Linked DNA regions of Homo sapiens: region 2 is linked to region 1. Evidence: chromatin loops called from intact Hi-C (ENCODE). Cell type or tissue: OCI-LY7. All regions are shown on one strand. Links, peaks and the distances in the headings refer to the core of each region. The heading gives the core; the rest is flanking DNA. Region 1 overlaps MAST2 (microtubule associated serine/threonine kinase 2). Region 2 overlaps GPBP1L1 (GC-rich promoter binding protein 1 like 1).

What was found. Hi-C counts contacts between places; a loop is a spot of excess contacts. Peaks named below come from ENCODE experiments on the same cell type or tissue, not always from the same donor. Only the 100,000 strongest peaks of a DNase experiment are listed, where the experiment ranks them.
Region 2: it touches region 1 in a loop (6-fold over the local background); 2 of 110 quality-filtered maps call a loop at or near these places.

The regions. Positions count from the first base shown.
Region 1 is chr1:45,836,945-45,852,274 of GRCh38, reverse strand. All of the region lies in intron 3 of MAST2 (microtubule associated serine/threonine kinase 2), which reads right to left. It also overlaps the pseudogene TMA16P2. Among named protein-coding and RNA genes, the nearest start is that of MAST2, 41 kb to the right of the region's middle. RefSeq lists an enhancer at 12,947-13,448. In OCI-LY7, for the core only: CTCF peaks have their summits at 8,281, 8,488 (motif pointing right), 9,987 and 10,186; DNase peaks (open chromatin) are centred at 8,494, 10,654 and 11,374; H3K4me3 peaks cover 3,769 bases; H3K27ac peaks cover 4,389 bases.
Region 2 is chr1:45,636,025-45,651,354 of GRCh38, reverse strand. GPBP1L1 (GC-rich promoter binding protein 1 like 1) reads left to right here. Exons shown (of 13, transcript NM_021639.5): 7 at 8,856-8,928; 8 at 10,952-11,145. It also overlaps the pseudogene RPS15AP10 and the pseudogene RPL7AP16. Among named protein-coding and RNA genes, the nearest start is that of CCDC17, 20 kb to the right of the region's middle. In OCI-LY7, for the core only: a CTCF peak has its summit at 7,140; DNase peaks (open chromatin) are centred at 6,504 and 7,124; H3K4me3 peaks cover 806 bases; H3K27ac peaks cover 2,728 bases.

The sequences.
Region 1 (15,330 bases), core at 4,776-12,775:
GCGAATTCCTTTGTAATGACAGTACGGTTCTGTATGTTGATTGTGGTGGTGGCCATTACACAAATCTATTCATGGGATGAGATTGCATGACTTGTACATACACACACAAACATATACAAGTGTATATAAAGACCAAATAAGGGCTATAATCTAGTTAATGATATTGTACAAATGTCATTTTCATGGTTTTAATATTGTATTATAGCTATATAAGATGACACTATTGGTGAAAGCTGGGTGAAGGGTTCATAGTACTCTGCACTATTTTTGCAACTTCCTATGCAACCATAAGTATTTTTTTAAAGGCTAAATAACTGAAAAAAAAGGAAATTCCTATATTTTCATTTTAGTATCTCCCTATAAATGCATGTTACTTTATTCCCAAAATGCCCCAACACATCTCAGAAACGTTTCTGTTTGGAGCTTTTTGCCCTCTTTAAAAAATAGTCCATTAATTCTATTTGCCAGCAGCAATCTCAGTCCCTCAGCTCAGGTAATTCATTTCAAGTAGGGCTGAAAATTTTTTCTATTAGGTCAAGCAGAAAAAAGGAAGTCAGATGAATAGATGTAGAAAAAGCTTTCAATAAAATCCACCATCCCTTCATGATAAAAACCCTCAACAAACTAGGCATCCAAGGAACATATCTCAAAATAAATAAAAGCCACCTATGACAAATCCACAGCCAACATCATGCTGAATGAGAAAAACTGGAAACATTCCTCTTGAGAACTGGAACAAGACAAGGATGTCTACTCTCCTGACTGCTGGTCAACAGAGCACTGGAAGTTCTAGCCACAGCAATCACACAAAGGAAAGAAAGAAAAGGCATCCAAACAGCAAAGAAGTCCAGCTATCTTTCTTTGCAGACAATATGATTTTATACCTGGAAAACCCTAAAGACTCCGCCAAAGGCTCCTGGAACTGATAAATGGCTTCCCAGTTTTAAGATACAAAAGCAATGTACAAAAATCAGTAGCAATTCTATATACCAGTAACATTCAAGCTGAGAGCCAAGTAAAGAATGCAGTCCCATTTACAATAGCTACAAAAAAAAGAAAAAGAAAAAGTACCTAAGAATACATCTAACCAAGGAGGTAAAAGATCTCAACAAGGAGAACTACAAACACTGCTAAAAGAAATCACAGGTGACACAAACAAAAGGAAAAAAATTTCATGCTCATGGATTAGAAGAATCAATACTGTTGAAACAGCCATACTGTCCAAATCAATCTACAGATTCAGCATAATTCTTATCAAACTACCAATGTCATTTTTCACAGAACTAGAAAGAACTATTCTAAAATTTACATGAAACCAAAAAAGAGCTCAAATAGCCAAAACAATCCTAAGCAAAAAGAACAAAGCTGCAGGGATTACATTACCCAGCTTCAGACTATACTATAAGGCTACAGTGTTTAAAAAAAAAAAAAAAAAAAAGCATAGTACTGGTACAAAAGCAGACACATAGACCTATAGAACAGAATAGAGAACCCAGAAATAAAGCCACACACCTACAATCTTCTGATCTTTAGCAAAGTCAACAAAAATAAGCAATGGGGAGAGGACTCTATTCAATAAATAGTGCTGGGATAGCTGGCTAGGCACATGCAGAAGAATGAAACTGGAACCCTACCTTTCACCACATACAAAAATTAACTCAAGATGGATTAAAGATTTAAATGTAAGACCTCAAACTGTAAGAATCCTAGGGAAAAAACAAACAAACAAACTAGGAAACACCATTCCAGACACTGACCTTGGGAAACAATTTATGACTGAGTCCTCAAAAGCAATTGCAACAAAAACAAAAATTGTCAAGTGGGACCTAATTAGACTAAAGAGTTTCTGCACAGCAAAAGAAACAATCAGTAGAGTTAACAGCCTACAGAATGGGAGAAAATATTTGCAAACTATGCATCTGACAAAGGTCTAATATCTAGACTCTATAAAGAACTTAAACAATTAAACAAGCAAAAAACAACCCCATCACAAAATGGGCAAAAGACATGAACAGACACTTCTCAAAAGAAGATATACAGGCAGCCAACAAACATGAAAACATGCTCCACATACTAACCATTTGAGAAATGCACATCAAAACCACAATGAGATACCATCTTATGCCAGTCAGAATAGCTATTATCAAAAAGCAAAAAAACAACAGATGCCGGCAAGACTGCAGATAAAAGGGAACACGTATACACTGTTGGTAGGAATGTAAATTAGTTTAGCACTCTGGAAAGTAGTTGGGAGACTTCTCAAAGAGCCTAAAACTGAACTACCATTCAACCCAGCAATCCTATTACTGGGTAAATATACAAAAGAAAACAAATCATTCTACCAAAAAGACACATGTACTCACATGTTAATCACAGCACTATTCACAATAGTAAAGACATGGGATCAACCTAGGTGCCCATCAACAGTGGACTAGATAAAGAAAATATGGGCGGGGCACAGTGGCTCACGCCTGTAATCCCAGCACTTTGGGAGGCTGAGGCAGGCAGATCACGACGTCAGGAGATCCAGACCATCCTGGCTAATATGGTGAAACCCCATCTCTACTAAAAATACAAAAAATTAGCTGGGTGTGGTGGCGGGCGCCTGTAGTCCCAGCTACTCCAGAGGCTGAGGCAGGAGAATGGTGTGAACCTGGGAGGTGGAGCTTGCAGTGAGCCTAGATCGCGCCACTGCACTCCAGCCTGGGTGACAGAGAGAGACTCCATCTCAAAAAAAAAAAAAAGAAAAGAGGGGGTCCAGCTTTAATCTTCTGCATATGGCTAGCCAGTTATCCCAGTATCATTACTTGTTTTTGTCAGTTTTGTCACAGATCACATGGTCATAGGTGTGCAGCTTTATTTCTGCCGGAAATAAAGTTCCATTGATCTATGTGCCTTTTGTACCAGTAACATGCTGTTTTGGTTACTGTATCCCTATAGTACAGTTTGAAGTTGGGTAACGTGAGGCCCCCAGTTTTGTTCTCTTTGCTTAGGACTGCCTTGGCTATTCAAGCTCTTTTTTGGTTCCATACGAATTTTAAAATCGTTTTTTCTAGTTCTGTGAAGAATGTTCTTGGTAGTTTGATAGGAATAGCATTGAATCTGTAAACTGCTTTAGGCAGTATGGTCATTTTAATGATATTGAGTCTTCCTATCCATGAGCATGGTGTGTTTTTTCATTTGTTTTTGTCTTCTCTGATTTCCTTGAGCAGTGTCTTCTAATTCTCATTGTAGAAATCTTGCACCTCCCTGGTTAGCAGTATTCCTAGGTATTGTATTCTTTTTGTGGTAATTGTGAATGGGATTGCCTTCCTGATTTGGCTCCCAGCTGGGCTGTTGTTGGTGGATAGGAATGCTAGTGGTTTTTTGTATGTTAATTTGGTGTCCTGAAACTTTGCTGAATTTGTTTATCAGTTGAAGGAGCTTTTGGGCCAAGATGATGGGGTTTTCTACACATACAATCATGTCATCTACAAACAGGGATAATCTGACTTCTCTCTTCCTACTTGAATGCCGTTTATTTCTTTCTCTTGCCTGATTACTCCGGCTATACCCTTAACTATTTTCATAAATCCTTCAAAGACTACCTGTGTCAGGGGTCACCAAAACCATCCCCAGGTTCCATGATCCTCCAGGAGTACTCACAGGACCCTGCATATAATCAGCATATGGAAAAGGTGCATGAGGCAAAGTCTGGAGGAAACCAAGCACAAGCTTCCCAGAGTTCGCTCCCAGTGAAGTCACATAAGACACACTTATTTCTTCCAGCAACACCTAGTAACTATATCCATGAAATGTTGTCTACCAGGAAAGCTCACCAAAGACTCAGTGTCCAAAGTTTTTAATGGAGCTGCTCACACAGGCACCCTCTTGCCTACTACATACCAAAATTTCAGACTCCCAGAAGGTAAGTAAATGTTCAGCATAAATCACATTGTTTGCACAGTAAGTCACTCTTATCATTCAAGGAAATTTTTATCAGTGTAGGAAACTGTTTACCATTCAAGTTTCCAGATACCAGCCAAGGGTCGGCCTTCCGCACAAGCCTTTCTAAGGATAGTAGTCTCAGGACTGCTATATTAATGGTTTATTGTACACTACTACTATTTCTTAACATTGCTATCTCTTAAGGCCACCAGTCTACACATGCTGAAACCAGCCTTGTTCCCTATACATTCTATAGATAAGACATATTGCAAAAATGAAGAATGACAACTCAATGTTCTGGAGAAAATAAAGGAGAACATACGTTAAACTAGGAATAGGGTCTAGTAAATATTAGTTCTCTATTGCAACTAAACTATCACTAGTAATTATATTGTCTATATGATAGAATGCACCAGTAGCACTGCTTTTCAATCTTTGCTCAGCACTGTAAATATACCAGTGCGAAGCAACACATGACAATAACAGCCTAATTAAAAGACTAGTACTGGCCGGGCATAGTGGCTCACACCCTTTGGGAAGCTGAGGCGGGGAGATGGCTTGAACCCAGGAGTTCGAGACCAGACTGGGCAATATGGCAAAATCTCATCTTAAAAAAAAAGAAAAAGGGAGGCCCCAGGGGGATTTGGCACGGGTACTCCTGTGAGCTGCTGCTCTTGTGGTTGGTGAGACTGCCTGGGTCTAGAGTGCAGAGCTCCTCTGTGGCCGCGAGGACGTCACTATACCTAAAGCACCAAAGGGAAAAAGTGCAGGATGGGAAAAAAAGTCATTCATCCATATAGTAGAAAAGCAGCTCAAATTATGAGAGAGGCCCACAAATAAGAAAAAAAGGAAAAATTGAAGAATGAAAAGGCCTTGTGTTTCAATCTTATTGGTGAAAAACTGCAATGGTTTCAAAATCATCTTGATCCCCCCCAAAAAAAGATATTCAAACAAAGATGCTTGTGAACTAACTGAAAGGTACTTAAATTAAATTGATTTAGCAGTGAGTTGGAGCAGATTGAGTTACATAACAGTATCAGGGACAAGCAGGACAGGCAGCACTGTTCCCAGGACACCATCATCAAGCAGACGATGGAGCGGGAGGGACAGCAGTATAAAGGATGTGGCTTTGAGATTCCAGACATTCTAAATGCAAGTAATCTGAAAACATTTAGGGAATGGGACTTTGATCTGAAGAAATTGCCAAATATTAAAATGAGAAAAATCTGTGCTAATGATGCAATTCCCAAGAAGTGCAAGAGGAAAACTATTATAACTACAGACCAAGATTTAGTGGAATTGGAACTAAACGATGAATCAAATGACTCAGAAGAGGAAATGACTGGATTAGCCTAATCATCTTCACTTGAATTCAAAATAAATAATTTGAGAGCTTCAAATTATATTCATTGATTATGGTACATAATCATCAAGATACAAGAATTTGATGTTGACATTCTCTTATATGATGAGAGTTTCATTTGCAGTTTCAAAAATGGTGTTATTAATTTTTTTTTTTTTTTAAGACGGAGTCTTGCACTGTCACCTGGGCTGGAGTGCAGTGGCATCATCTCGGCTCACTGCAACCTCTGCCTCCCAGGTTCAAGCAATTCTCCTGCCTCAGCCTCCCAGGTAGCTAGGATTACAGGTACCCGCCACCACGCCCAGCTAATTTGTTTTGTGTTTTTTTAGTAGAGACTGGGTTTCACCATGTTGGCCAGGCTGGTCTTGAACTTCTGACCTCGTGATTCACCTGCCTCGGACTCCCAAAGTGCTGGGATTACAGGTATGAGCCACCGCACCTGGCCTATGATATTTATTTTAAAATGAAGATTGCTTTTCATTTATATTAAGTTGCTAAAATAGATAGACGTGATCTGCAAAAGTTGTTTAATCTTTTTCATCTAAATTTCAGGCCGGGGGGAGCAATATAACTAAGGACAGAAAATGTTTTGATTTTCTTGTATATTTATGATCATCTAATTTCACATTTTGTGAAACGGACAGTAACCTGTTTCCTAAAAGATTCCTGTCACTACTTTTTGAGCTGTGATAACAGCAAAATTGTCTTTCAGTAATAATATCAAATTAATCCTTCTTTAAACATTAAACCTATTTTCTTTTTTTTTACAACATAAGGGAAAATGTGATAAAAAATTTGTATACACTGGTGGATTATAGATTATTATTTATCTTTTGAACCAGAGTTAAATGGTTAAAAAAAAAATCAGTGATGATTGTTATGTTGATCTCCCACAATTAATTTATCTTTTGAAACGGGATAAAGAGGCCAGGCACAGTGGCTCATGCCTGTAATCCCAGCACTTTGGGAGGCCGAGGCGGGCAGATCACAAGGTCAGGAGTTCGAGACCACCCTGGCTAACACAGTGAAACCCCGTCTCTACTAAAAATGCAAAAAACTAGCCGGGCATGGTGGTGGGCACCTGTAGTCCCAGCTACTCAGGAGGCTGAGGTGGGAAAATGGCGTGAACCCAGGAGGCAGAGCTTGCAGTGAGCCGAGATCGCACCGCTGCACTCCAGCCTGGGCGACAGAGACACTCCGTCTCAAAAAAGGAAAAAGAGGATAAAGAATTTCAGTTTAGCTCCTTTTAATTGTATATTATTTTTTGCTTTTTTATTGTGAAAAGTGACAGGTTTTATTTGTGGAGAGAGAACTAAAGATTAGAGACCCAGTGATTTTAATTATGTTACTTTTTCTTCTAAGAGATAAATTAAATTGACATGTAATTCAGCATTTTCAGCATCATGAAAAACATAAATGTTGTACAATGTTTTTCCTAAAAAACTTGTTAAATACAAGTATCCTTAATATGTTTTTAAAAGAGCACAATGCAGGTGTATTTGAGTCTCTTCAAGAAAATAATAAAAACATTAATGCTGTATTAGGTTAACTGGATATCAACTAAGTCTTGTTAACAGTTTAAAGTATCATAACTTTTTTTAACCTCTGAAAATTAAAAATAAAATTTATTTCTGCAATTTCAAAAAAGAAAAAGGAAAAAAACAAAAAGACTAGCACTGATATTTTTTGTATAAGAGTAAAAACAAAACCTGCTCTTATAACTTTTTACTAGTGGTTTAATAATGCCGTTCTCCTTGACATATATGACACCTTACCAAAAACTTGCATAAACGTTCTCCCATGTATTCTAACCATCAACAAATTCAGTAAGATCTCTTTCTGTAACCTCAACTGCTATGGTATGAATGTGTTCCCCAAAATCCATGTGCTGGAAATTTAATTTCCAATGCAACAGTGGTGGGAGATTTGGCCTTTTGAGAGGTGTTTAAGTCATGAAAGCTCTGTTCTCATGAATGGATTAATGTCACTATAAAAAGGGCTTACAGGAATGGATTTCTTCTCTATTGCCCTTCCACCTTCTGCCACGTGAGGAAACACCAAGAAAGCCCTCATCAGATGCTGGTACCTTGATCTTGGGCTTCTGAGCCCCAAGAACTCTAAGAAATAAACCTTGATTCCTTATAAATTACCCAGTTTCGAGTATTCTGTCATAGCAGCACAAAACGGACGAACAAACCAATCAACCAACAAATTTATCTAAAAAAATTTTTTATTTTAAATGCCTTTTAAAAATTTAGATGCTTGGCAGGTGCAGTGGCTCACAACTGTAATCCCGATAGTTTGAAGTCTGAGGCAGGATTGCTTGAGCCCAGGGGTTCGAGACCAAACTGGGAAACACTGTAAAATCCCACCTCTACAAAAAGTTTAAAAATAAAAATTAAGCTGGCCGCGGTGGCTCACACCTATAATCTCAGCACTTTGGGAAGCCGAGGCAGGTGGATCACTTGAGGCCAGGAGTTTGGGACCAGCCTGGCCAACATGGTGAAACACCATCTCTACTAAAAATACAAAAAATTAGCTGGGCATGGTGGCAGGCGCCTGTAATCCCAGCTACTCAGGAAACTGAAGCAGGAGAATCACTTGAACCTGGGAGTCGGAGGTTGCAGTGAGTCACTGCACTCCAGCCTGGGCAGCAAGAGTGAAACTCTGTCTCAAAAAATAAATAAATAAAAGTTTAAAAATAAATAAAAATAAAAATTAGCCAGGCATCGTGGCCCATGCCTGTAGTCCCAACTACTCAGGAGGCTGAGGCAGGAGAATCACTTGACCCTAGCAGGTTGACACTGCGGTGAGCCAAGGTTGCACCACTGCACTCCAGCCTGGGTGACAGAGCAAGATCCTGTCTCAAAAACAAAAACAAAAAAAAGTAAGGCTGTCTATAATTTTTGTAAGACAAATTCAAGATAAGAAAAAAATTTGACGTCACTATTTTTAAGGTATCTTAAATTCTTTACAAATTAACACAAAAGAGATGATAAAAATGCTTAACTATTCAAGATGAAATTCAGCTCCGAATTTGTTCAGGCAAAGTATTTAATGTGTTCTTTTACTTCTCTCTTAAGGATGCTCTTGAGAGTAAGCTAAGACTGCCAATATACTGCTCAAGTCTCATGAAATTTCAAAACTTTTATTTTAAAACCTCTTAACATTACTCATATACCCTTCAAAAGACACTAGATGGCATTAGAAACAAGTTCCTCTTACAAAAAGAAAAACTAAGAGTGAAAAGGACAGCAATTCTCAAGTGAATGCACTTTATCTAAACTCCTACAGTTCTTATCTAAGTTGAATACTTCACTGTCTAACATTATCTATCCTTTCACATGTAATTTTTTCATGTTCCCCTACATTCCTTTTATTTCTCTTTACTCTCTCCCATGGTGATTTAATCCACAGCTTCCAAGTCCACATCTATAGCCCTAAACTGCTGTACTTTACTCTGGACATCTAACTCTTGAAAGGATACCTAAAAAGTGATATCCACATGCAAAAAAATAAACTCTTGCCTCACACTGAATATAAAAACTGACTCAAAATGGGTCGATGAAGTAAATATAAGAAGTAAAACCATAAAATTCATAGAAGAAAACACAGAAGTAAATCATGACCTTGGAGCTGGCAATGGATTCTTAGATATGAAACCAAAAGCATAAGCAATAACAGAAAAACACAGATAAGTTAGACTTCATCAAGGGCATTTTTAAACTTCAAAGGACATTACCAACAAACTAAAAAGACAACACACAGAACAGGAAAAAAATTTGGAAATCATATAACTAAGGGTCTAATACCCAGAATATATAACAAACTTAAAACAACAAAAAAATTCAATTAAAAAAAATGGGCAAAGGACTTGTATAGACATTTTTCCAAAGAAGATATATAAATGGTCAAAAAACACATGAAAAGATGCTCAACATCATTAGTCATTACAGAACTACAAATCAAAACCACAATGAGGTACCACTTCATACTCACCAGGATAGTATAACTAAACAATAATTTTTTAAATGGAATATAACAAGTTGACAAAGATATAGAGAAACTGAAACCTTCAGTACATTGCTAGTGGAACTGTAAAATGGTAAGCTATTACAGAAAACAGTTTGGTTATTCCTCAAAAAGTTGAATTACCGTATTTCTTTGTGATTCCACCCCAGGTATATCCCCAAAAGAACTGAAGACAGGTACTCAAGTACATGTATACATATAGTTCATAGCAGCACTATTCACAGTATCCAAAAGGTGGAAACAGCCCAGTGTCCATCAATGGATAAAAAGTTGTGTTGGACACATACAACGAGATATTATTCAACCAAAAGAAGGAATAAAGTACCAATATATGCTAGAATGTGGATGAACATCCAAACATTATGCTAAATGAAATAAACCAGATACAGAAGGTCACATATGTATAATATTATTTATATAAAATATCCAGAATAGAGAAATCCATAGAGACAAAATGCAGATTGCATGGAAGGGGAGTGGGGAGAAAGGGCTTAATGGATAAGAGGTTTAAATCTAAAGTAACAGGCAGGTTTTGCAGCTAGATAGAGGTGGCAGTTGTATTGTGAAAAACAAATCTGCCAGTACTAAATGCCACTGAATTGTTCACTTTAAAATGGTTGATTTTGTTATGTAAATTTCATATCAATATTTTTAAAAGGATATGTACACCAGATTACCTGTCATCATCTGAGAATCAAACTCATTAATTTTCTCCCCCAAACCTGTTCCTTTTCCTGTATTCTCAATTTCAGATAAAAGTAACAGCCAGGTACAGTGGCTCATTCCTATAATCCCAGTACTTAGGGAGGCCAAAGCGGGTGGATCACTTGAGCCTGGGAGTTCGACACAGAAGAATACAACGATCACCTAGTGGCAATCAAGCAGACCATCCGAAGACAAAACTCCTTATCTGAAAAATTGAAAAGTAATTAGACTTCTCTATTATCTAAAGCCAGCATCTGGTACCAGGCTTCTTTCCCAAAAATTTATAAGTAACTAGAATTTCTATACATCTCCAGAATGCATGAATGTCAAAACTTATTTTGCAACCCTTGCTAACATCAAGGCACCCAAAGTCTACAAATGTAATAATTTACCATGACCTACATAACTAATATGGTCCAAATTACCCTAAGGTCCTGCTTTAAAGTCCATAAATACCCCTAAGGAAAATCCACCGCAACACACTCAGTCCTTTTTGCTGAATGAAGCACTGTACTGCACTCTGCTGCAGCATTCTATCTAATAAAACTTTCCTTTCTAAACCTATACTGCTGTCAGTAAATTCTTTTACCACCAGTGAGCCAACCACTCTCCACTGCCGGGTTCTGACACCTTGCCCAGCAGAGACTAGCCCGCACAACATGGCGAAATCCTGTCTCTACAAAAAAGTCAAAAAATTAGCCAGGCATGGTGGCATCCACCTGTGGTCCCAGCTACATATATAAGGAATACATGTATTTCTTACTGTATCACAGTAATTATATATATATACAGAAGAAATATATATATGTATATATTTCTTTATACGGTAAGAAATATACACAATATTTCTTACTGTATCACAGCTACTAATAACTATTTGAAGTACCGAGGCATAAAAAGAAAAAAATATATACATTTTGTTCATATTGTTAAATGACAAACCTGAGACAAGTTAAATTTAATGACTTAATTGAACAAAAAACAGATTTGCCAGGTGCGGTGGCTCACCCCTGTAATTCCAGCACTCTGGGAGGCAGAGGTGGAGACTGGAGGATTGGTTGAGCCCAGAAGTTTGAGACCAGCCTGGGCAGCACAGGGAGCCCCCACCCCCAACCCCCATTACAAATAATAAGGAAATGAAAACTGTGGTCCCAGCTTCCGGGAAAGGTGGGGAAGGGAGCAGCCTGAGGCAGAAGCATCACTCAAGCCCAAGAGGTCCAGACTGCAGTGAGCCATGTCACTGCACTCCACCCTGGGTGACTAAGCAAGTCCCTGTCTCAAAAAAATAGAGATTAATGAACCAGTTAGCATCCAGTACCAAATGCAGTTCAGAATGTTCCATCCCCCAATGCATGTAGGCTATATTTATAGCCAGAGAAACAGAAATGACATACAGAAGTAGCCTGATGGGCTGCAGTTCAGGTGTTTGCCTTATTTGAACATGCTTTGGCAATATTCAGCCTATATGACTGGCTGAAAACTTGGCTGCTATGCTTGACTGAGGCTCAGCTACTTGTTACAAGAGTATACTCTTAGGTTAGGTTGCAGGTAGTTTATATATTAAATTAGGTTATAGTTCACTATGTAGGGAGGTAGCTTTTGGCTGCCTCTAAATTTAACTATAAATCTGGCACTATGCTATTTTAAATGGATTGTCTCATTTCATCCTAAAAACTGCATGAGCGAAGTCTTAATATTATTTTGATTTTAAAGATGAGAAAACAGAGGCTTAAAGAGGTTCAGTGACTTGTAGAGGGTCATATGATTACTAAGTGGCAGGAGTAGGATGTGGAACACAGGTGTACAGCCTGAGTTTGTATTTACTTTTGTAAAGTAGAAGGCATTCACAATGATTTCATTCAAATATATTTTCTTGAGTAGAAATGAAAAAAGTATAAATTAACGGGTAAACCCACAGGAGTTGCATGCAAAGAACATTCATTATGACTTCTAGATTTCTACCTCCAAAGGTAGAAGGTAGTGATATGTATTAAAATCCAAACAGACAACAAAATCTGTTAATAACTCTTTAACACAAGTTTTACTCATCATTCCACCCCCTTGTAGATACACTTCAATTTGTCTTCATTCCATTAAAAATAAATACTGAAGAGCAAAAATTTTTCTTTCTGATAAAAGCCAATTTTTTTCCTTTTATAGGTTAAGCTTTTTTTACTCCAAGAAACCTTTGCCCCACCTAAAATCACAAAAATTTTCTCGTTTTCCTCTACACATTTTATGATTTAAGCTCTTACATTTGTTCAATTACCCACTTCAAGTTAATTTTTGTACAGCATGAGGTAAGTATAGAGGTTGATATTTTTGTGTGAATTGTTTCAACACCATTTGTTATGAAGACTACCTTTTCCCCCATTAAATTGCCTTGGCAAATTTGTCTATTTGGTTCCAGTGATCTATATATCTATCCTTATACCAATAATCACACTGACCCGATTACTGTTCCTTTATACAAAGTCATAAAATAAGTTTGATTCCTCTAACTTTGGTCTTCTTTTTAATATTGTTTTGGTTATTCTAGGTCCTTTACATTTCAATACACATTTGAAATCAGCTTGATATTTTCTGAAAAATACTACCTGGGTTTTGATCGGGACTGCATTAAATCTATAGCTTAATGGAGAAAATTTACATCTTCATGATATGAGTCTTCCTAGACTGGGCACCAGGTGGTTCATGCCTGTAAGCCAGCATTTCGGGAGGCCAGGGCAGGAGGATTGCTTGAGTACAGGAGTCCAAGACCAGCCTGGGCAACATGGCGAAACCCCATCTCTACAAAAAATACAAAAATCAGCCAGATGTTGCTGGGCGTGGTGGCTCACGCCTGTGATCTCAGCACTTTGGGAGGCTGAGGCGGGCAGATCACGAGGTCAGGAGTTTGAGACCAGCCTGGCCAACATGGTGAAACCCCATCCCTACTAAAAATACCAAAAACTAGCCAGGCATGGTGGCAGGCACCTGTAATCCCAGCTACTGGGGAGGCTGAGGCAGCAGAATCACTTGAACCCGGGAGGCGGAGGTCGCAGTGAGCTGAGACCATGCCATTGCACTCTAGCCTGGCAAACAGAGCGAGACTCCGTCTCAAAAAAAAAAAAAAAAATTTGTGATGGTGCCTGTAGTCCCAGCCACTTGGGAGGCTGACATGGGAGGATCACTGGAGCCCAGGAGGCGGAGGTCGCAGTGAGCCAAGATCACACCCCTATACTCCAGCCTGGATGACAGAGTGAGACCCTGTCTCAAAGGAAAAAAAAAAGAAAAGATATGAGTCTTCCAATACACAAAAATGTTGTATCTCTCCATTCATTTAGGTCTTCTTTAATTTGTCTCAGTAATGTTTTGTAGTTTTCAATGTACTGGTCTTCCAAAATGGTTTCTGGAATTTATCTTCAAGTAGTTCATATTTTAAACTATTGCAAACAGTCCTGATTTTTAAGTTTTGATTTCTAATTACTCATTGTTAGTATAGAGGGATACAACTGATTTCCACATTTTTCGTATATAAATATTTGTGTAAAACTGATAAGAAAATGAAAATGTAAGTCACAGACAGGGAGAATATGTTTAGAAGGCATATATTTGATATATAACTTGTATTCAGAATATACGAAGATTCCTGAAACTCAATAAGACAAAAAAAATTTTTTTTTAAATAGACAAAAGTTTTGAACAGACATTTGATCATAGAATGTATATATATAAAAATAGCTGACTGGGCGCATTGGCTGACACCTGTAATCCCAGCACTTTGGAAAGCCTAGGCGGGTGGATCACCTGAGGTCAGGAGTTCAAGAAGAGCCTGGCCAACATGGCAAAACCCCGTCTCTATTAAAAATACAGAGAAAATTAGCCAGGCATGGTGGTGCATGCCTGTAATCCCAGCTACTCAGGAGGGTAAGGCAAAAGAAGTGCTTGAACCCAGGAGGCGGAGGTTGCAGTGAGCCAAGATCATGCCACTGCGCTCCAGCGTGGGCAACAGACCGAGACTCCATCTCAAAAAAAAAAAAAAAAAAAAAAGAATATATATAATTGGCAAATAAGCACATAAAAATATGTTCAATCTCATTAGTCATTAGAGAAATGCAAATTAAAATTAAAACCACAATGAGAAACTCCCACACATCCACTAGTATGGCTAAAATTTAAAAAATGATAGCCGGGTGCGGTGGCTCACACCTGTAATCCCAGCACTTTGGGAGGCTGAGGCGGGTGGATCCCCTGAGGTCAGGAGTTCGAGACAAGCTTGACCAACACGGCGAAACCCCACCTCTACTAAAAATACGAAAATCAGCTGGGCGTGGTGGCGTGCGCCTGTAATTTCAGCTACTTGAGAGGCTGAGGGAGGAGAATGGCTTGAACCCGGGAGGTGGAAGTTGCAATGAGCCGAGATTGTGCCACGGCACTTTAGCCTGGGCAACAAGAGTGAAACTCCATCTCAAAAAAAAATATATGATAATACCTAGTACTGATAAGATGTGGAGCAACTGCTGGTGGAAATGCAAAAATGGTATAGCCACTTTAGAAAACAGGTTGGCAGTTTCTTATAAAGATAAATTTACACTGGTAAATATACATTCCACCAGTTTCATTCCTAGGTATTTACCCGAGAGAAATAAAGCATATTCCACACCAAAACAAAAACAAAAAAACTTATATGAACTTTCACAGCAGCTCTCTCTCTAACAGGCAAAAACTGGAAACAACCCATATGGTCATTAACTAGGGAATGGAAAAGTCTATATACCCATGCCAATGGAACACTTTTCAGCAATAAAGAGGAACAAACTATTGATACTCAAAACAACATGGATGAATCTCAGGAGGATTATGCTAAGTGAAAAAAGACACAAAAGACTATATACTGTATGATTCCATTCCTATGAAATTCTGGAAAAGGCAAAACCACAGTGACAAAAAGCACATCAGTAGTTGCCAAAGGCTGGGCCTGGGGAGAGAGAACAGACAGCAAAGGGACACAAGCGAACTTGGGGTGGCAGATATATTCTATACCAGGTCCATGGCCTGTTAGGGACCAGGCCACATGGCAGGAGATGAGCTGTATGAGGGTGAGCATTATATATTCTATACCAGGTCCATGGCCTGTTAGGGACCAGGCCACATGGCAGGAGATGAGCTGTATGAGGGTGAGCATTACCGCCTGAACTCCGTCTCCTGTCAGATCAGCAGCACAGCATTAGATTCTCGTAGGGGCATGAACCCTATTGTGAACTGCGCATACGAGGGATCTAGGTTGCACGCTCCTCATGAGAATCTAGCTAATGCCTGAT
Region 2 (15,330 bases), core at 3,325-11,324, 200 kb after region 1:
TATGACATGGATCCCATCAAGCTGGTTGTCTTCCTACCTGCCCTGTGTCGTAAAATGGGGGTCCCTTACTGCATTATCAAGGGGAAGTCAAGAGTGGGATGTCTACTCCACAGAAAGACCTGCACCACTGGTTGCCTTCACACAGGTTAACTTGGAAGACAAAGGAGGTTTGTCTAAGCTGGTGGAAGCTATCAGGATCAATTACAATGACAGATACGATGAGATCTGCCATCACTGGGGAGGCAATGTCCTGGGTCCCAAGTCTGTGACTCGCATTGCCAAGCTCAAAAAGGCAAAGGCTAAAGAACTTGCCACCAATTGGATTAAATGTACACTGTTGAGCTTTCTTTACATAAAAAGGTAATGCAAATTTTCCTAAAGATTTCTATCCAAAGTGACTTGATGAATAATATGTAATTAACTTGAAGAGAGAAAGCAGAAGGAGCAGAATTGGTTGGAGAAAACAAATTCTTGATGCCAAAGAGATGGGTTAGGTCTAGAGAAGTGCACTTGAAAATAGAGATAATAGTTGAGGTTTGTGGATAAATAAAATCGCTCAAGGAGAGTAATACATTGGAAAGAAGGGAGGTGTAGAGCAGAACCTGTGGATTAGCAGTAAGGGAGACTGAGAAGTGGTTAGCTGAAGAAGGAACAAGTATACCAAGAAAAAGTAGGTAGATAAAAATCACAAATTGAAGATGTTTTGGGACCTGATTGTTTGCAGTAGATTTTCTGTATTATTTTTTTCTATACCATATGTATGTATAATTAGAAAATTATTTTAAAATCGTATTGGTTTCGTGTAATTAACAGTCCTATATTGTTACCTGGGCAAGTTAAATAGTCCTAATTGTCCCTGAGTTGTTAGAGAATGTTTGTGAACCACTCAGCACAGACCTTGACAGATAGGTTTTTGTTTTTTGCTTTTTTGAAGTACATGATATAGACAGGAACACAGATTTTTAAATGGTAGCTGTTACTAAGTGTGGGAGAGAGCTTTGACTCTGGCAGTTTGGGATGGCCTTTCAAAATTGACAAGTGTGGTTGTAAGGGTTAGAGAGTAAGTTGGTGATGAATGATACACTACTCTTTGGAGAATAAAGAGCCAGGTGTGAGGGTAGAGTGTTCTAGGATTAGGAGACTTGGATGTGTTTGAAACCTGAGGAGTAAGAAATTGGTGGAGAGAAGGGACTCTGAGAGGATGCCAGCAGTATTGGCTACAGCTTTTTCATCTTCCCCAATTATCCAGTAAAAGCAGAGCTCCCTTTAATATTGGGAGCAATATTAATATGTTTACTCTTATCACTTGTATTTATCATTGTATTAGAGGTCCTAACAAGTACAATAAGGCAAGAAAAAGAAATGTATACAGTTTAACAAGAGGAAATAAAACTTTGTGTTTGCAGGTGAAATGAAAATCCTAAGGACTCTGTAGAAAAACTATATATGAAATTCCAGAACAGCCAAATAATCTATGATGGGAAAGAAAATCAGAATGGTTTTATGGTTGCCTGTGCACAGTGGGGATTAACTGGGAAAGGGTATGAAGGGAACTTTCTGGTTGATGGAAGTGTTAATAATCTTCAAAGAAGTTAGGGAGGTATTAGCATTTTAAAAACTCATAGAATTGAGTATATTTTATATGTGTACATTTTACTGTATGAAAATTTTAGTATTAAAAAATATTAAAATTACCAGTAGTGAAACAGATTTAAACCTCCTGATATGATGGCACTGAGAAATATGCACCATCACCTCTGTAACATTCCTTCCAGAAATGCATTGCCTGGATCTAATCATAGGAGACCTCAGACAAGCCCAAATTGAGGATTCTACAAAAGAATTGCAAAATAACTGGCCTGTAGTCTTCAAAAATGTTAAGGCCATGAAAAAAAAAAAAGCTCCAGATTAAAGAACTAGAGATATGACAACTAAAAACAACATGTAAACCTAGATTAAATAACTACTGGGTGAGGCAAAACCATTTTGCAAAAATTTTCTTTTGCTAAAACATCAGTGGGACAATTTGAATAAGTGTTGTAGATTAGATAATAGTATGTATAAGTGTTAATAATTACTCTGATTATGTAAAAGATATCCTTTTAAGGAAATACATATTTAAGGGTAAGTGGCATCAAGTCCTGCAACTTGCACATGGTTCAGGAGAAAGAATGGGGAAGCAAATGTGAAATATTAATACAGGTTGAGCATCTGCAGTCTAAAACTTTTTGAGTGTGGATGTCATGCCACAAGTAGAAAATTCCATACCTGATCTCATGCAGCAGGTCGCAGTGAAAACTTTTGTTTCCTGCACAAAATTATTTGAGACAGAGATTCACTCTTGTGTCTCAGGCTGGAGTGCAATGGCGCGATCTTGGCTCACTGCAACCTGCGCCTCGTGGGTTCAAGCCATTCTCCTGCCTCAGCCTCCCAAGTAGCTGGGATTACAGGCATGCGCACCCCTACGCCCAGCTAATTTTTGTATTTTTAGTAGAGGCGGGATTTCGCCATGTTGGTCAGGCTGGTCTCAAACTCCTGACCTCAAGTGATCCGCCTGCCTCAGCCTCCCAAAGTGCTGGGATTACAGGCGTGAGCCACTGTGCTCAGCCCTGAAATTATTTTAAAGTAAAGTTAAAAATAAGACAAAGCAAGTAGAGTTGAGGAACCAACAAAATCTACAGATGCCATCTACGTCAAAGCAAAATGATATTTCCCCACATACCCGTAAAGGGATAGGGACAAACCACCAAAATCTATATAAGAGGCTTGGTTAATACTAGCATTTGTGCAGGGGGAACTGAAGGGAAGCAGCAGAGCACCTGACAGCATAAAGAATGCTAACAGAGCCAACCGTTTTTCTGGAAAGCTCGTAGGGCATATTTGAGAAGAGCAGCAGTTAATCGGGAGTAGTTTTCCGTAATGGAATAACAAGTAAATACAGGGGCTCTGGGATAAGGTATGAAGGATCTGACTGGACCAGTCAAGAGTTCAAACCACACAGTAGTTTGAATAGAGAAAGTTAATATAAGGAATTTAACTATAGCAAGATTGGAGTAATGAAGGATTGACTAGTACAAAGTAAAAAGATCTTTAAAGAAAATAGAAATAGCACGTAGTCACAGTTCAGTGGCTCACGCCTGTGATTGCAGCACTTTGGGAGGTCGAGGCAGGGCGATTGCTTGAGTCCAGGAGTTTGAGACCAGCCTGGGCAACGTGGTGAAACTTTTGTCTCTACAAAAAATTTAAAAATTAGCTGGACGTGGTGGGTACCTGGTAGTCCCAGCTACTCAGGGGGCTGAGGTGGGAGGATTGCTTGAGTCTGGCAGGTCGTAGCTGCAGTGAGCCCAGATGGCACCACTTCATTCCACCCTGGGTAACAGAGTGAGACCCTGTCTCAAAAAAAAAGAAAAAAACATACACACAGACATATATGCATACATACAAGGAGCAGCCACTACCCTTAGGGCTAAGACAGTGTGTCCAAGAATGAGTCCCCCATTTCCCTACCACCACCCCAGGGCTGAGATTCATACCTGGTTAGAAAGGGCTCAGTTGTGGCTCACTGAATGGCAGAGTAATTGCTGATGTGCTTCTCTGGGGAAGCGTGCTGAAAGGCTTTTCATGAGAGGTGTCACTCTGCTACAAAACTACTCAGATGAGGTGCTGAGGGAAGCTGCTGGTCTCTGAGCTCACTTATATGTCAGAACCTGGCTTTGAGGAACTGGGTGCTGTGGGAGCCTGCTGAAAAACACACAGGAACAGGAAGTAAAAATCTCTCCATTGTTCTCCGCTGGCAGAAGTTAACATGCCAGCTGTCAAAGGAAAAGTTTTAAAGTGTCCAGGCACATTTTTGCTCAACAGGCAGAAGGGATGACTTTGTGACTAAGAAGCGGTAACCAGCACAGGGTTCTATCGTTGTTCATGCTAGCTGGCCACTATACCCTTCCAGAACAAAGCCCGTCACTGAGGACAAACTGTTGGAAATATAATCCAGATTGAGCTGCAGAGAGACAAGTTAGTAGAGACGAAAGGAAAGGTTCAGATAAAAGCGGTAGGGAGAAGATAACCAGGACATTAAAGAACGTAAACCCGGGAGGCAGAGGTTGCAGTGAGCCAAGATCGCACCATTGCACTCCGGCCTGGGCAACAAGAGTATGAAACTTGGTCTCAGAAAAAAAAAAAAAAAAATCCTAAGAAGTTGGTTTAAAAAAAAAAATCATCTGGGAAAACTCAAAATAAGGGGCTAGAACTCTTGAAAAGAAGTAATAATAAAAAATTTCAGAAAAATACTGAAGAATAAAGAGAATAAATAATATTTTTCAAGAATTAGACAGCGAAGGAAAATTTTTTAAATGAAGGAGAAATACATAGGTAAAAAATTAAAACTGGGAAAAAAAAGTTTGGCAGAAAAGATCTAATATAGATATATAATAGGATCTTCCCACCCCGCCCCCAGAAAGAAAACCAAAATAAAGGAATAGCTTAAATACTGACAAGTGGCCGGGTACGGTGGCTCACACCTGTAATCCCAGCAGTTTGGGAGGCCGAGGGGGGCAGATCACGAGGTCAGGAGATCGAGACCATCCTGACTAACATGTTGAAACCCTGTCTCTACTAAAAATACAAAAAATTAGCCAGGCATGGTGGCGGGCGCCTGTAGTCCTAGCTACTCGGGAGGCTGTGAGGCAGGAGAATGGCGTGAACCCGGGAGGTGGAGCTTGCAGTGAGCTGAGATCGCGCCACTGCACTCCAGCCTGGGGACAGAGTGAGACTCCGTCTCAAAAAAAAAAAAAATACTGAAAAGTATAATTCAGGAACATTTTTCTGAAATACATTTAGATTTGAATCTACAAATTGAAAGGATAGCCAGGATGACTAAGACATACTCTTACAAAATACTAGACTTGAACAAAAAAAGAAAGATATCCTTTGGCCATTCAGGCATAAAGACTGAGTTGTTAAGAGAAAGAAAACCAGATAGACTGTGACAGCAAAGCTTTATAACAAGTAAATGGAGTAACAATTACAATAAAGAAAATGTGAGCCAAAGATTTTGTGCTTTGTCAAGCTAATGTTCAGTTATAAAGATCACAGACAAACATCAATGTGTAAGTACTTGGAATATTGCTCTTTCCGGCATTGTTTCGCGCTGCCACAATGGTGTGTGTGAACATCCTACCTGTTGCTCTCAAGAGTATCACCAATGCCGAAAAGAGAGGGAAACGCCGGTTCTTACTAGGCCATGCTCCAAAGTCATTGTCCAACTTCTAGCTGTGATGATGAAGCATCGTTACATTGGCAAATTTGAAATCATTGATGATAACAGAGCTGGGAAAATTGTGAACCTCACAGGCAGGCTAAACAAGTGTAGAGCCCCAGCTTTGATTTGCAACTCAAAGATCTAGAAAAACGGCAGAACAATCTGCTTCTATCCCAACCATTTGACTTCGTCATATTGACAGCCTTAGCTGGTATCATGGACCATGAAGAAGCAAGACGAAAACACACAGGAGGGAAAATCCTTGGATTTTGTTTCTAGGGATGCAATACATATTTACAAATAAAATGCCTCAAAAAAAAAAAAAACAAAAAACTTCGGAATATCGTTCCCAAGACTTTTCCTGAGAACTACTGAAGAACAAGCTTCTGACAAACTAACCAGAAAGATTACAAAAGGAATGGTGGTAAATACTAAATGTATGGTTAATTGTAGAGCTAAGAAGAAATGAGGGTTAAAAGAGAGTTAGCATGTGATAGTTATATGATCTCACAATCTGGACATAGTATAACTTTTTTAAAGTGGGAAGATGGGGAGAACATGTCCAAAAAAAACAAAACATTTTGGTCACTGGTGAAATACTGACATTGCTATTCTGAAACTTGTGCATAATATGGAATAAAGCAATTAAATATGATATTCTATACTTTGTATGCTTGAGAATCAGGATTCTTGTAGGAGGAAATAAAAACGTAAAATAGATGTTCCGTAAAATCCACAAGGGTACTCAGTTTGAATTGGGAATATCAGTAATAAGTTATGAGGTGTTTTAGCTTTGGAGTGAAAAATACATACTTCTAGGCGGTTCTGTCCACTGAAAAGACATAAAAACAGTGAACAACCCCATAGCAATGAGTGGCTCTACTGCCTGGATTGTGATCTTGAAATAGTTTATCCAGACAGCATACTTAAAAGAAGAGCTTGGAATATTTTTTCAAACTAGATAACAAAGAAGTAAAGAACTACTTAGGGTTGTAGCAAAAGGATTTAGAAGCCAAATTGAAGAGGGTTCCATAGGCCAAACATGGGACAGTTTTATGCATCAATTAATAATAATAACGACGAGGGTTGAATCACATCAAATTGGATTTAAATCTGTGAATTCACAATGATACCTACCTCACCTTAGGAACAAGCATGTATCATATTTTTTCTATATGAACTGTACTGTTGAATTGCCAAATAGGGGAAGTTCCTATTTATGGAAGTATACTACTTTATAAAGAATTGTAAAATTAGATCATTGTTTTTGCATCTTGTATTGAGCTGACAGTTTTAGGCTATGAGCACCAGTGTCTGCCAGCATCACTAAAAGAAGCACAACCACATGTTATTTGTGTGTGTCTCCTAATGGAAGAATACAAAACCACTAAGGATTCTGTAACCTCTAGAACCAACTACCAATTTATAGAAAGAGGCTTAAGATTTTCTAAAAACTAGTAGATTAAAAGCTGAGATTGTTTTTGGAGACAAAACTATAGTGTCAAGGGAGACACAATGGGTTAGTAAAAAAAAAAAATGCAGTGATCACCATAAGTATGAGTAGTTTTGGGGTTTTTTTCTAATGAGATTTGTAATGTCTTTCTGGTTTGTCTGGTAATGTTATGTTGCTTAAACCATGTAGTGTTTAAAAGAACTTTTACCCATTAACTTATTCATTTGTTTTATATTTTTCCTGTTTATATTTTACAAGTTTTAAAACTGTATTTTTTAAAACAGTAGAAAGAGATCAAAGATACTGTATAAATAGGAGCATTGTCTCTGAGAACCCTGGGTACAACATGCCTATTAAAATGAAACAAGGAAACAACCACAGCTTTTATGGCTGGGCACTCCTTCTGCCTCTACCACTCCATCTAGAGGAATGTATTTACCTGTCCTTGAAAATCTGTCACTGATTTGTCCACTTATATAGAGAGTTGGTAGTTTCATTTGCATTTGTGCTTGTTCTCCTATTGTAGTGGTTCTCACCTTGATTGCTTGGAAAATACATACCTGCTAGAGGCCCTGCCCCTGGAGATTCTGATTCTGAAGCTCTGTAGTGGAGCCTGGGTGTCTTTTTGTTGTTTGTATAATGTTCACAGGCAATTGTGCTGAAAAGCCATTTTCCTGCTGGGCACAGTGGCTCATGCCTGTAATCTCAGCACTTTGGGAGGCCAAGGTGAGTGGATCACTTGAGGTCAGTTCGAGACCAGCCTGGCCAGCATGGTGAAACCCTGTCTGTACTAAAAATACAAAAATTAGCTGGGTGTGGTGGTGCGCACCTGTAATCCCAGTTACTCAGGAAGCTGAGACAGGAGAATTGCTTGAACCTGGAAAGTGGAGGTTGCAATGAGCCAGGATTGTGCCACTGTACTCCAACCTGGGCAACAGAGTGACACTCTGTCACAAAAAAAAAAAAAAAAAAAAAAAAAAAAAGCCATTCTCCTACCCTGTTACCAGATCGTAAAGTTTGGGCTAGGACAGCAGTGTCATACGATTAGTTATTAAGTCTAGTCTATTGCTCTTAACTCTTCCCTGCCCTTTCCCTTATCTCGTTCTCTACTTCTGTTACCTTTATTACCCTCCCGGACTATGGAATTGATCTCCTAATGGTCTCTTAGTTGATGTTTAAATACCTCAGATCCATCCTTTAAGCTGCTACTAGAGTGACGGTTGTAAGTTGATAATTAGATAATGTTAACTGCATGAAAGATGGATCCTCATTACCTGTAGAATAAAACTTAATCTCCCCTAAGAAATCCTCCACAAGCTGGCTCTTGCCTGCTTTGCCAGATACCTCTTTCCCCACAGAAGGGTCCCCTCCTTCCCTAGCACTACTCATGCTGAACTATTTGCAGACCTGAATATTCTGTTCTTTTTAATGCTTTCTGTTCCTGGAATTACCGTTTTTCCAGCTTTGGAATTCATCTTTAAGGATTCTTAAATCACCTGTTAGTAAAGCCTTTTCTGATAGCACTTCTCTTTCAAGTAGAATTGATGTTTCTTACTGAGTACTCCTTCTTCCCTAATATGAATTTTTTTCATCGTCCTTGTAACCTTTTATTGTACTTAACTTGTCTAGAAGTTTTTATAGCAAAACTGTGACCCGTGTGAAGACAGGGGCTCTTTATTGTATTTCTAGCACAGTCCTTGGCATATGGTCTGCCCCTGCCCTACACCCATCTTAGAAATGCAGTGAATACTATACATTTCACTGACCACATTGTCCTCCTTTAATCTGAGGAAAATGATCCACATTCTTGTTCATCTAACTTTCAGTGCCTCCTTATTTGGCATACATATCCTATAGGAAAGTGGGAATTCGCACATTTAGTCTGTTTATTTAAAATAAATGAAATCCCTTATATCAAAGGAAATGAAACTCAGGAGAACCTAATATTAACATAATACCTATTGATTTTGTGTTTTGATATTTTCTGTTTGTTACGTTTCTGAATACAGTGTCAAATTAGTAAGTGTTGCTAATATGTAAAATATGTAATTATTTGATAGGTTCCATGGTGATGGCTACTTTGTGAAAAGTGCCAAAATGATCAGCTTTCTGTATCAACCATTCATATCCCTTTTTTCCTAGCCTTCCTTGAATCCAGAAGCTGGCAAACAGCATCAGCCATGCAGACCTATTGGGACACCTTCTGGAGTATGGGGTAGGTAGATTTTGCCATTTTAAAGGCACAACTTTAAAATTTTTTCTTAGCAGGGAGGGGAGCAAAGATTCCTTATCTCTTTTTATCTCTTGTTTCTCATCTCATGCATTTGCCCATGGTAACTAACATCTGACTGTAGCGGGTTATTCTGCCCCCTACCCCACCGCCCAACCCCCAAACACCACTGAAATGTTACCATGGTAGTAGAGTCAAAATACAGACAACTGAGAACTTATAGAACCGTGAATTTGGAAGCAGTTGTTTTGGTGGTGTTTGTTAGTCTGTTTGTTTGAGACAGTCTCATTCTGTTGCCCAGGCTGTAGTGCAGTGGCGCAATCTCAGCTCACTGCAGCCTCCACCTCCCTAGCTGGGACTACACCATGCCTGGCTAATGTTTGTATTTTTAGTCCAGACAGGGTTTTACCATGTTGATCAGGCTTGTCTTGAATTCTTGGCCTCAAGTGATCCACCCATCTTGGCCTCCCAAAGTGCTGGGATTACAGGCATGAGCCACCGTAGCCAACATGGAAGCAGATTTTAAGTAGAAAAAGTTCATGAAAAGTAACTTAATTAACATTGCTACTTCACTTACTTTTTTTTTTTTTTTTTTTTGAGATGGAGTCTCACTCTGTTGCCAGGCTGGAGTGCGGTGGCGAGATCTCAGCTCACTGCAACCTCAGCCTCCCGGATTCAAGCTTTTCTCCTGCCTCAGCCTCCTAAGTAGCTGGGAATACAGGCCTATGCCACCACGCCCGGCTAATTTTTGTTATTTAGTAGAGATGGGGTTTCACCATGTTGGCCACGATGGTCTCGATCTCTTGACCTCATCATCCGCCTGCCTCGGCCTCTCAAAGTGCTGAGATTACAGGCGTGAGCCACCATACCCAGCCCATAACAATATATTCTTAAACATTCATATATATGTATGTTTAAATATTCGTGTGTGTGTGTGTGTGTGTGTGTGTTTATGTGTATGTGTGTGTATATATATGTTTGTGGTTTTTTGTTTTGTTTTGTTTTGTTTTTTGAGACAGAATCTCACTCTGTCGCCCAGGCTAGAGTGCAGTGGTGCGATAGGAATCTGTATTTCAAACCAAACCTCATCTGTGGCATTGGGATCTTTGGCATTTACAAATTGGACTCTCCTGGTTTCTTCATTAGACATGTTGATAGCCAAGAACATGGGAAGTCTTTAACATATCTAAATGATGGGTTTAGAATCCAGTATTGTAGGATTAAGATTGATCGATGTACCTTCTCCTCTTTGCTAATGGTGTATACCTTTGCTCCAGTTTGCCTCATCAGAGGGTTTCATGGCAGACTCCAATCCCTGATTACCTCATCTCTCTATTCTCATGCTGACAGGAGCTGCTACTTTTAGGTGTTTTTTTTTGTTTTGTTTTTGTTTTTTTGAGTTAGGGTCTGACTTTGTCATCCATGCTGGAGTGCAGTGGCACAGTCATGGCTCGCTGCAGCCTCGACCTGGGCTCAAGTGATTCTCCCGCCTCAGCCTCCTAAGTAGCTGGGACCACAGGTGTGCACCACCATGCCTGGCTAATGTTTGTATTTTTTGTAAAGATGGGGATTTGCCACAGGGTTTGCCAGCCCAGGCTGGTCTCGAACTCTTGGGACTCAAGTGATCTGCCCACCTCAGCACCTCCAAGTGCTGAGATTACAGGCATGAGCCACAGTGCCTGGCGCTTGGATTTATTCTTGTTGGGTTCATGCTTAACTGATCACACTGTCCATCAGACATATTGTGCCCCTGAAGGACTGCTAACATCTTTGGACTTCCTGGCTGATTTATAAATTTAGTATCCAGTTCCTCATATGCTGCATTTTTTTGTACAGTTCCTGAGTAGTCTCACTTTTGAGAGTATCTATTAAGTGCATACCAGGGAATGTTTAATCCCTCTGTCTCAACTGTCAGCTGTTTTGTTGACTAAGGCCTTTGTATAAACTATGCTTCATGTTACACAACAGGTTTGACATTCTGTTGTCTCTCCACTCTTGTACTTCACAGAAAACCCGCCTAGTGCCAAGCAACCCTCCAAGATGCTAGTTATCAAAAAAGTTTCCAAAGAGGATCCTGCTGCTGCCTTCTCTGCTGCATTCACCTCACCAGGATCTCACCATGCAAATGGGAACAAATTGTCATCCGTGGTTCCAAGTGTCTATAAGAACCTGGTTCCTAAGCCTGTACCACCTCCTTCCAAGGTATGATTTAGAATCAGGGCAAGAACCTTATACAAGAGAGGTTTGGGAATAAATCAGGAAAAAATTAATAAATTTGTTTTTTCTTGCCGCATCAGTCACCAGATATTCTTTCAGTACCTGTTATATGTATACAGCTTTCTTTGCTTTTTTTTTTTTCTTTTTCTTTATTTTTTTGAGACAAGGTCTCACTCTGTCACCCAGGCTGGAATGCAGTGGCACAATCATGGCTCAGTGTGACCTCAGCCTCCCAAGTAGCTGAAACTACAGGGGCACGCCATTATGCCCGGCTATTTTTTTTATTTATTTTATTTTTTGTTTTGTTTTGTTTTTTTGAGATGGAGCCTCGCTCTGTCACCCAGGCTGGAGTGCAGTGGCACGATCTCAGCTCACTGCAAGCTCCACCTCCTGGGTTCACACCATTCTTCCTCAGCCTCCCGAGTAGCTGGGACTACAGGCGCCCGCCACCACACCCGGCTCGGTGTTTTTTTGTATTTTTAGTAGAGACGGGGTTTCACCGTTGTTAGCCAGGATGGTCTCAATCTCCTGACCTCGTGATCCGCCCGCCTCGGCCTCCCAAGGTGCTGGGATTACAGGCGTGAGCCGCCACGCCCAGCCATTTTTTTTTTTTTTTTTTTAATTATTTTTTGTAGAGACAGAATCTCATTTTGTTGCCCAGGCTGGTCTCTATCTCCTGGCCTCAAGGAATCCTCCTGCCTCAGCCTCCCAGAGCGCTGAGATTATGGGCGTGAGCCACCACACCTGGCCCCTCTGGTTTTCTGTAATAGCAACAACATCCTAATCACTCAGCTTGACTATCTTGGCTACTTCTCTTCTCTTCCTCCTTAGTCATTCTCCTCAGCCAAGGAATTACAAAGTCCCTGTTATTCTCTCTATGCTGTCCTTGTTCAGGACTTTGTCTTCTCACATTTACTGTTCTAGTATACCTTTCTATTTTCTCATGTCTCTGTGTCCTACAGAACTGCCAGAATGATCATTCCAAAAACAATTGAATATATCACATGCCTTCCTGAATTCCTTCAGTGGCTCCAAACAATGTATGGCAGGGATTGGTAATTTTTTTCTATGAAGGGCCAGATAATAAATATTTTAGGCTTTGCTTGATATATATGATTTTTGTTACACATTGCCTTTTTTTTTTCCAGCTCTTTAAAAATGTAAAAATAAGTATGAGCTCATGAATCATACAGAAATGCCTTGGTCAAGATTTGGCCCATGGGTCATAGTGTGCTAGTCCTATAGTCAGTGTGCAGAGTAAGCAGAGGTCTGTGAAGTTTCTCATAGCCAAACTCTAATCCATCTTTTGCATCTTATTGCCCCTTTTTTCTCTTACCCGGGAAGAAATTATTCTTCTGGCGCATGCCATCCTCTCTGTGAATAATTTTCTTTCTTTTCTTTCATCTATTTATTTAAAATAGTGATTGGGGTCTCACTATATTGCCCAGGCTGGTCTCGAACTTCTGGGCTCAAGCCATCCTCCCACCTTGACCTCACAAAGTGCTAGGATTACAGACGTGAGCCACCGTGCTCACCCTCTGAATAAATTCACTGGGAGTTACTATCCTAGTGATAATGATTGGAGTTTTCAAGGTAGATTAGATATACAAGAGAAGAGGATGGAAGAAGAGAAGAGGATAGAAGAGGAGTAAAGAATGGGATAGTACTGAGAAACTAGTTCAGAAAAAAATGGTAAACTCTCACAGAAATACAAGTGGGTGAGTTTGCAATAGCAACAGGGGTAACAAGTTGAGGAAAATAACTGAGAAAAAACCTTAGTGATTATCTTAGGAGACTTTTGAGTTGATGTTTTTAGGGAATAAAGTAGGGCTGAAACAGTATTTCAAGGGCTTTTGGAAATATGTGGAGGTAGTGGCACCTTTTAACCTTGACAGTAAAAGGAACTAGATAGAATATAGGCAGTGGAAAAGATAAGTGAATGGATGAGGAAGTCTGTTGGAAGAAGCCACTGGAAGCAACTTGAACTGTACTTGGAAGAGATCATTAAAGGATTATGGGCCAAGAAGAAATATGTGGGAATAAAACTAATTGACAAGTACAGTTATCTTTGAAAAGGGTTTAGGATACTTAGGGTTTATTTTCCTCTGATGTAGAAGGGAAAGAATGTGAATTCAAGTGAAGAGAGCAACTATTACAAAGAAACAGCTGAGCATGGAAGTTAACTGCCGGGCTATGGAATAGACAGATTTCACCTTACACCTTCTTCATCTTACGTCCTTGAGCAAGTTTCTTCACTTCCCAGTCTCAGTTTCTTCTTCTATAAAATAGACATAACAATGCCCCCCTTTTTTTTGTGAGGAGTAAATGAGAAAATTTTATGAAATACCTAAAACTGGCATATAATAAGTGCCAATAAATGGTAGCTATTGTTACCAACCTGCCAGCACAACTTATGTTTGTCCCATTTCTTGAGAGTTTATAAAGACTTTCTTAAGTGTTACTTTAAGATGTCTGCAAGCATTCTGCAGGACTACAGAAAATATAAAAATGAGTAAGAAAATGTCATTGTGTCCTCAAGGATCTCATAAATCAAAAGGTAAAAAAATTTTTACAAGGATAAAAATTATGATACAAAACTTAAGATCACTTTAGCCCTGTTGTGAGTCAGGGGTAGAATGAAGATTGGAAAACTAATATAAAGGCTGCTGCTCTTGAAGCTTGAAGAGGATGGTAACAGTTGGCAGAGAATGGCAGAGATGGTAACAGTTGGCAGAGGTGGTAATGGCAGATAGTGGGAGGCAAATTAGGCAGCAAAAGAAAACAGAAGACATTCTTCCTGGGAAAATTGGGGTAAATATGGAAGGTCAGGTTTCAGGAAATGTGATTGTGGTTCTGGGTACGTAGGATATGAGATGTTAGAGGGAGGAAGAGGTAAGATAACTAATAAGCAGATGTTGATTTATCCATTCATTTTATCTAAACATTAGCAATAATTATTGAGTATCTGAGTAGTAAACACTGTGTCACTAGAGACACAAAATAATACTTGGCCTGTAATCGCAAAGAGTTTACTGTCTAGTGAAGAAAGAGTTATTTGAAAAAAATTGTGCTTCTCTGCCTGGGGAGGGTCATCAAAGTCTTTACGGATAACTGGGATTCAAATACATGATAAAGGAAAGAGAACTGCCATTTGTTGACATCTTACTATGTTGCTTGGTTAGGGCTTTTACACATATTAAAGCATTTACTCTTTTAATCCTGGGATATAGAGAATACACACTGTGGGGTTACATAGCTAATAAGTGATAGAGTCAGGCTTTTAACTCAGGTCTGACTTCAAAACCAGGGCTCTTTCTACTGTTCCAGAATGCCTCCTGTCTTGAAGGATGAAGAATAGAAGAGGAAGTTGAGAAATTAATCTTTTGACTCAAACTTAACTAAGTTGAAATCTTTGTGACACTTTCTAGGGTTGTGATCTTAAGCAAGTTATTAGATTTTGCTAAACTCTTCTTGACAGTAAATTGGAGCAAGTACTTGGAATATAGTTTTTGAAACATCCTAATTACCCAGTAAGTGGACGTTTAAAAACAGTAGTACAGTAGTTCATTAGAAAGCAAGTAGGTAGGGCATTCTCGGCAGAGGGAACCTGTTGTTAACCAGAAAATGGATGCAGAATATGGTATGTTTGGAGTAAAGGAACCATATTGGTTCGGTATGGCTGGTATGTGAAAGTGAATGGGGAAGTCAGACTTGATGGAGGCCTGTATAAAAAGAACAGGAGAGAAGTTAAAGTAGGTAGAGATGCAATTTTACATATTATCTACACAATTTTAACATTTTAAACTGAAACAGTTATAAGTAATTGCTTTTTCTAATGAAATTCACCTAGTTCAACAGACTACAGAAGAAGAAGAGTACTGAGTCTGGAATGCTAGTATACTTACATCCATTGAAAAGAAGGGAATTCAAGAGGTAAAGAGAGAACTGAGAGAGTGAAGCATCAGGAAATCAAGAAGGGAAAAAGGGACAGGTTCAGAAAATATTCATAATGAGCAATATCGCATTTCCCAAAGAAGACAGGTTTTTTAGAGCTGGCCTTTGTAATATAAGGATGAAAGTTTTGGTTATTTATGAAAGAGTTTTACTAAAATTGGGGATAGAGGTGAGTATTGCAGGGAACTAAGCAGTAAATAGTTAATGAACGAGTGA